Linked DNA regions of Mus musculus: region 2 is linked to region 1. A link is a loop called in an ENCODE intact Hi-C map of the cell type or tissue named here. Cell type or tissue: heart. All regions are shown on one strand. Links, peaks and the distances in the headings refer to the core of each region. The heading gives the core; the rest is flanking DNA.

Region 1 (2,904 bases), core at 120-2,619:
TAAAAATACAAGTCAGTGTATTAAAAGCATCCAATACATATAAATAGCAAGCCTCATTGCAACAGGCCAAGGGAGGGAGGGAGGGAGGCTGGGCACTCAGGCTTCATGGAAGGGACTCTATCTCTAGGTGGAGGCTGGGGGTGGCATAAAGCAACTACAAAAGTCCTAAGAACCAGCTGAGGGAAGAGGTAGACGGGAGGGGGAAACACAGGGCAGGGAAGCCTCACTTTTATTTTGATGGTTGAAAGGGAGTGGAATTTACAGGTTTGTTGTGACATGTGACCACTATTCAACTTCATTTTATTTCTATCTTACTGCATAAAGTTGTGTGTGTGTGTGTGTGTGTGTGTGTGTGAGTGTGCTTGCATGCAGGCACATGTGTGCATGCACTCACGTGCAGGAGTGAACATGTCACCACCCTCAGAGGACAATTTTGTAGAGTCAGAAGTCGCCAGGCTTGAGGGGCAAGTGCCCTTCCTCCCGTGCTGAGCTACCTTGCTGACCCACTTTACTTTTTGTTTTATTTGACCTTTAAACTTTATTTTCTTTATATTACTTTTAAATTTCATTTAAATGTTGAGCTTTAATTGTGTTATATTTAGCTTTTAAAACTGTATTTTATTTATGATAGTGAAAATACGCATTCACTTCCCATTACAAGATCGATAATCACAGAAACCCTTCCAGCATTCTGCCCAGGAAACAAAAACAAATTGCGTTTTTGGGGGTTTTGTTTTTGTTTTTGTTTTGTTTTTGCAAACGCATACAGAATTTTGCCTTCAGATTTCTGAGGGCCCTTCCTTTTAAAATTCCAAGTTGGGAAACTTTCGTCTCAGAGTTTATCATAGAAAGTTGCAAATCAAGACACTCTGCCTGAAACCAGGTACGGAGCTCAAGGTAAGAGTTGCAAAGAAACTCTAGATGTGGCTAATCCCCGCGTACTTGTGAATCAACCAGCGGCCGCAGAGGTGGAGCAGGTGGCCGCCTTGCCTAGTGCCTCAAACTGTCCCCAAGCGCCTGTTTCTGCAGCCTATTCAGTGTCATCCGCTGGAGAGAGGATCCTCTCACTTTTTCAGAGCAGAGAAAAGCCACGCTGGGCCAACTTGACTCCATGGGGGTCACTCCATGCACGCATCACTGGAATCCGTTCCCAGACGACAGATTCATTGCAGAAGAGATCCTTTTGCCTCCCCACCCCCTCCTTTCTTTTTGACAGTCAGTTAATAAAGACTCAACAGTAAGCAGCTCCCAGTGATGTCATCTGGGACTTTGTCCACAGCGCCTGTATTTACAAGCTCGCAGCAACCACAGAGCCGCAGCCCGCGGCTTCCAGGTCTCTGCAAACTCGCCCTGGATCCCAGGCTGGACCGCTGGCTCCGTGTGGCAGATCTTCAAGAAAACCCAGACTCCTTCTTCCAAGTGTGTTTTTGAATGCTTCGCAAGTAACCAGGATCGGCAGGAGCACAGCGCTGGAGAGAAACTGTGGGAGCTTTGCAGTTCCTGGCTCCGGGACCTTGTGATTTCCATTCACCAAAGGAAAGAACTCACTCCAAGTAAGACTCCTGGGATTTAACAAAAACAAACAAGCAAAACAAAACAAAACAAACAAAGCAAAGATCTTGTAACCCTTTCCCTCTGATGTTTCTCGCTTGCTTTCCGTTTAAAAGGAGATGCTGTTTATGTATTACTGCAGGCTCTCTTGAAGCCACAAGTATGCATTTGTTCAGAGTAATTATAGCCCTCTCAACTCAGGGTTTGGTGGGGAAGGAAGCTAGCTGCTAACAGGACTGGGAATTCAGAAGCCGGTACCCCTGCTCCTAAACTACCCCTGCTCCTAAACTAATCCTCCGCTTTTGCAGTGGGTGGGTAGTGGGCGGTTTGCTGTTTTCTGTTTTAAAACAAATGCCAGCAAAATAGTTAGGTCGACCTTGGAAGGTTGGAAGGAAATTCTAAGACTTTAAAAAACTGAATGTAAGTGTGTTCTTGGAGAGAGACACCTGCTTCCTCTAGGACTCTTTTTGTGGGTTATAGATTTTAATGTGAGCATGCTGGTTTTCAGTTCATCCCATGCAACTGTAACTTCCCCTTAGTAATAGTCTCCTCTCTCTCTCTCTCTCTCTCTCTCTCCTCTGGCAACTTTTCTTTCCTCTTCTTTTTTTTCCCTGCCTTCTTTTTTCTCCCTTTCTCTTCTGTTTCTCCTTGTTCCCCTTCCCCCCCACTTCATTCATTTTCCACCACCTCAGTACTGGAAACTACTCTGGAACTCATTTCTGGCTATCCTGGCCCCTTCCCCTAGTGTTCCATGGAGAAACGGTGGGTGCTCTGATGGACTCACTGAGTGAGCATGCCCAGTTCATGTCCCACTGTCAAAGTATAACTTGGACACCACTGTCCGTGGCAGTATCTTTGCCTCATCTTTCTTTCTCCTCAAAGCTCTTTAAACTTTTCAGACATTCTCTGGGGTTTCAGCAGAGAGAGTGTATAGGATGCTGCCAATCCAGGCAGGGTTTCCCTCCTAACTCAGCCTGCAAGGGGCACACAGCTCAGTAACCAATCTCGCCTGGAAGTTCTGCTTAGGTGTCCTGTGAACTTGCCTCGCAGGGGTTTCCTGCTCTGTACTTGCAGCTCAGACTCTTGCTCCTAGCAAATCTCAGCTGACTGATGCCCTCCACCCTCCGCCCCTGACAGCTCAGGACTGACTGGCAAGAAGTGGCTCTTGGCTTGTTAGCTCCTGCAGGAGAACCCCATGACTCATTCTGTGAGACTGACTTTCTCCTGAATTCAGGTGCTCTGTCAGCACCCCCAGGAGCCTGTGAAGTGACAGCCTTCATGTCTTTCCTCTGGGCAGTCAATAGGGAAAGGTCTTAGCAATCTTTGGCTGTTTTCTATGGAATCCTACCCACC
Region 2 (2,904 bases), core at 253-2,752, 250 kb after region 1:
TGACCTAGACTATAATTTAAAACACGATTTAATTTTCAAATTTAGGTATATTTACTTTTTCTTAGCCGTTTTTTACCTTTATGAATAAATGGCTTAATTTTTTCTTTCTTTTCAACTTTTCTGCTGGTGACTTCTCTATCAAGTTACTTCTTCAACAAATGTGGTCATTCCAGGTAATTGAATGTTTCCCAGAATTTGAAATAAATATACAAAATGAGGTATAATCCCTCTGTTTATATTCTTTCATGCTTCACGGCTTTTTCATTTGTCTCTGGGAATACTATTATTTTTTTATTAGACTTAAAAGAAAAAAATAACTCTTGAGGTAATCCACATGTCTATCATCCAGCACGAATTTATGCACTTATGCTAACGTATTCTATAGAAATAAATCAAAGGACATTATTGGAAAGAATACCTCATTTCTCCCAAAGAAGAAACTATTAGGTTTGTGAAATCCTCATCTTAGAAGTCGTTATTTGCTAATAAAACAACATTTCCTGGAAAGGATCGTTTTCATGAGAAAATGGGAATTTATGAGAATTCTTTTAAGAAAAAAAAATGAGTCTCAACTGAGTCCAACATTTTCTTGCCACAAGTGGATTTCTCTTTCGTTCCAGAAATGCCAGCAGAAGGCAAAAGGTGGGTGTCTTTGCCAGTTTCACCCAGCCCTTCCTCGGGTGCACTCATTGTTTCCAAATGGACTTGGGGACAACTTCTGACTCCAGACACACACGGGGCTGTCAGTTCCAGCTCTTTTTTTTTTTTTTTTTTAATTTTTATTAGATATTTTCTTTATTTACATTTCCTGGTTTCCTCTCCGAAAACCCCGTATCCCCTCCCCCTTCCCCCTGCAGTTTCAGCTCTTCCTTGCCTGTTAACAAATCTTTGGATAGCTATGGCAGCCTCTGGGTCAGCTCCATCATAAGGTTAAGGAACCTGTTTGTTTAGCTCATTAGCAAAATTTGTTCCACTCAGGCAGGGTTAGGGGTAGGGGCATGGAGGGAGCTAGGGGCCTGTTGGATCACTCTCTCTCCCTCCCTCTCTCTTCTTTCTTTCTTCCTTCCTTCCTTCCTTCCTTCCTTCCTTCCTTCCTTCCTTCCTCTTCCTTCCTTCCTTCCTTCCTTCCTTCCTTTCTTTCTTTCTTTCTTTCTTTCTTTCTTTCTTTCTTTCTTTCTTTCTTTCTTTCTTTCTTTCTTTCTTTCTTTCTTTCTTTCTTTCTTTCTTTCTTTTACTGGAAACTGGGAAGTGAAAGCAAGGTTTCTCCTGGAATCCACTTTTCCTTTCCATTCCTTGCTTTGGGGCAGACAGTCAAAGCTTCAAGCCTCCTCTCTGGGTATTCAGAGTCTCCATCTCCCCTCTCCACTGCATCCCTTCTTTACCCCTCCCAAGGAGGGTCCCCAACTCCAACTCCAGGCAGAGATTGGCGGAACCATTGGGTTGAAACTGATTGTGATAGTAGCAGATGGGCTGGATTTGACAGGGTGGATTCTGAGCAGCTTCTGAGTGGGGGGCGGGGCAGGGAGGGAGAGGGTGGGGGTGGGAACCCAAGGGCCAGAGCGGACCCATAGGAGTGCGCGCCTGCTGCTGCTGCCGCGCCTGCCTTACCACCGGCTTGGGGGCATCTTTTTAGCTCGAGATTCCCAGGGAAGTGGCACTGCTGTCCCCAGGCGGAGCGGGGGAGAAAGGTCCTGTGGCCCAGATTGCACTGGGACACCGGGAGGCAGGCGCGAGCTGGGGACAGGAGGCGTGCGACACAACAAAAGCCTAGGTGCCCGGGCTGCGGAGCACGCGCGCGCGCCGACAGGCTTGACATGGCAAGTTTGTCAACTGTGGGCTCCGAGGCCAGCTCCTTGCTGCCCCCCAAGTGACGGCATTGCAGGGTCTGCCCTCCAAGGCGGGCAGCCCCCACTACGACCTGGGCCCTCTGCAAAATGCTCTCCCGCAGGCCAGGTAAGAGGACGCCAGCTCCCTGCACCCTCCCAGGCTTGTCCCCAGAGCTATTTCCTATTTTTCATCCCCTGGGTAACCCTCTTGTGCCTGCTGATCTGGTTGCTTTTAAGCGTTTCATTCTTTTTGGTCCACCTCTGCCCCCTGTCGCTGATGACACTGTTGCCCTCCTTGAATTCCTTATAGAATCCCAAAGCCACAGGGGTGTGGTAGAATGTCTGGGAGGTGGCACTGGGTTGAATCCTTTTTGCTCAGAAACTCAGCGCCAGGACAATCGAGGCAGAAAATACAGGGATTTAGCATTCACTATATTCCGAAGCTGCTCAAGCCAAGCATCACGCACACCCCTTTCCACCTGTGGGACCTCGCTTTGTGCTGGAAGCGCTCATGGAAACACACACACACGTGCTCAATGTTCTTGTGCACACAGGCTCGCTTCCTATAGATGACTTTTTTTTTTTTTTTTTTTAATGGTAAGGGAAGAGGAGGATGTGGCTCTTAAGTAGCATGGTCTCCCAAAACATCCATGGTCTCACACTTCAGTGTTGCTTATTCTCCATTATAGTGATCAGATAGTAAAACATTTGAAGCTTGTGGGGAGCCCACTGATTCTGGCACTGGGCATCACTGTGCTCCTTCAGTCGATTATCTTTCTGGATTCGGCCCTCCTTCCTCCTAAGATAATGCATTGATGGTTTCCTCTCCTTGAAAGTCTGTGTCCTAGTATAGAACAGGACTTTAAGGTCAGCATCCTGGACCACCCCAAAAAACCTGGCCCCAGAATCCTGTGAGGGACTTCAGATGGAACTGTTTCCTGTCCTCTTGTTCATAAGCCCCCAGGTCCCAGACCTGGTATGTCAGACTTGGGGCCTTTTTCTCACTCCTTCACGTGCCCCCACCCCAGTGCAGGCTCCGCCCCAGCTGAATTGGAGTATGTGCCCTGTTGCTACCAGC

Evidence for each region. Peaks named below come from ENCODE experiments on the same cell type or tissue, not always from the same donor. Only the 100,000 strongest peaks of a DNase experiment are listed, where the experiment ranks them.
Region 2: it touches region 1 in a loop (3-fold over the local background); 5 of 42 quality-filtered maps call a loop at or near these places.

What each region holds. Positions count from the first base shown.
Region 1 is chr1:126,736,587-126,739,490 of GRCm38, reverse strand. The region is part of intron 1 of Nckap5 (NCK-associated protein 5); the gene reads left to right. Among named protein-coding and RNA genes, the nearest start is that of Nckap5, 93 kb to the left of the region's middle. In heart, for the core only: no CTCF peak of the experiment used is centred there; a DNase peak (open chromatin) is centred at 1,320; H3K4me3 peaks cover 1,238 bases; H3K27ac peaks cover 568 bases.
Region 2 is chr1:126,491,597-126,494,500 of GRCm38, reverse strand. The region is part of intron 3 of Nckap5 (NCK-associated protein 5); the gene reads left to right. Among named protein-coding and RNA genes, the nearest start is that of Nckap5, 340 kb to the left of the region's middle. In heart, for the core only: a CTCF peak has its summit at 1,702; a DNase peak (open chromatin) is centred at 1,810; H3K4me3 peaks cover 1,010 bases; H3K27ac peaks cover 749 bases; H3K27me3 peaks cover 151 bases.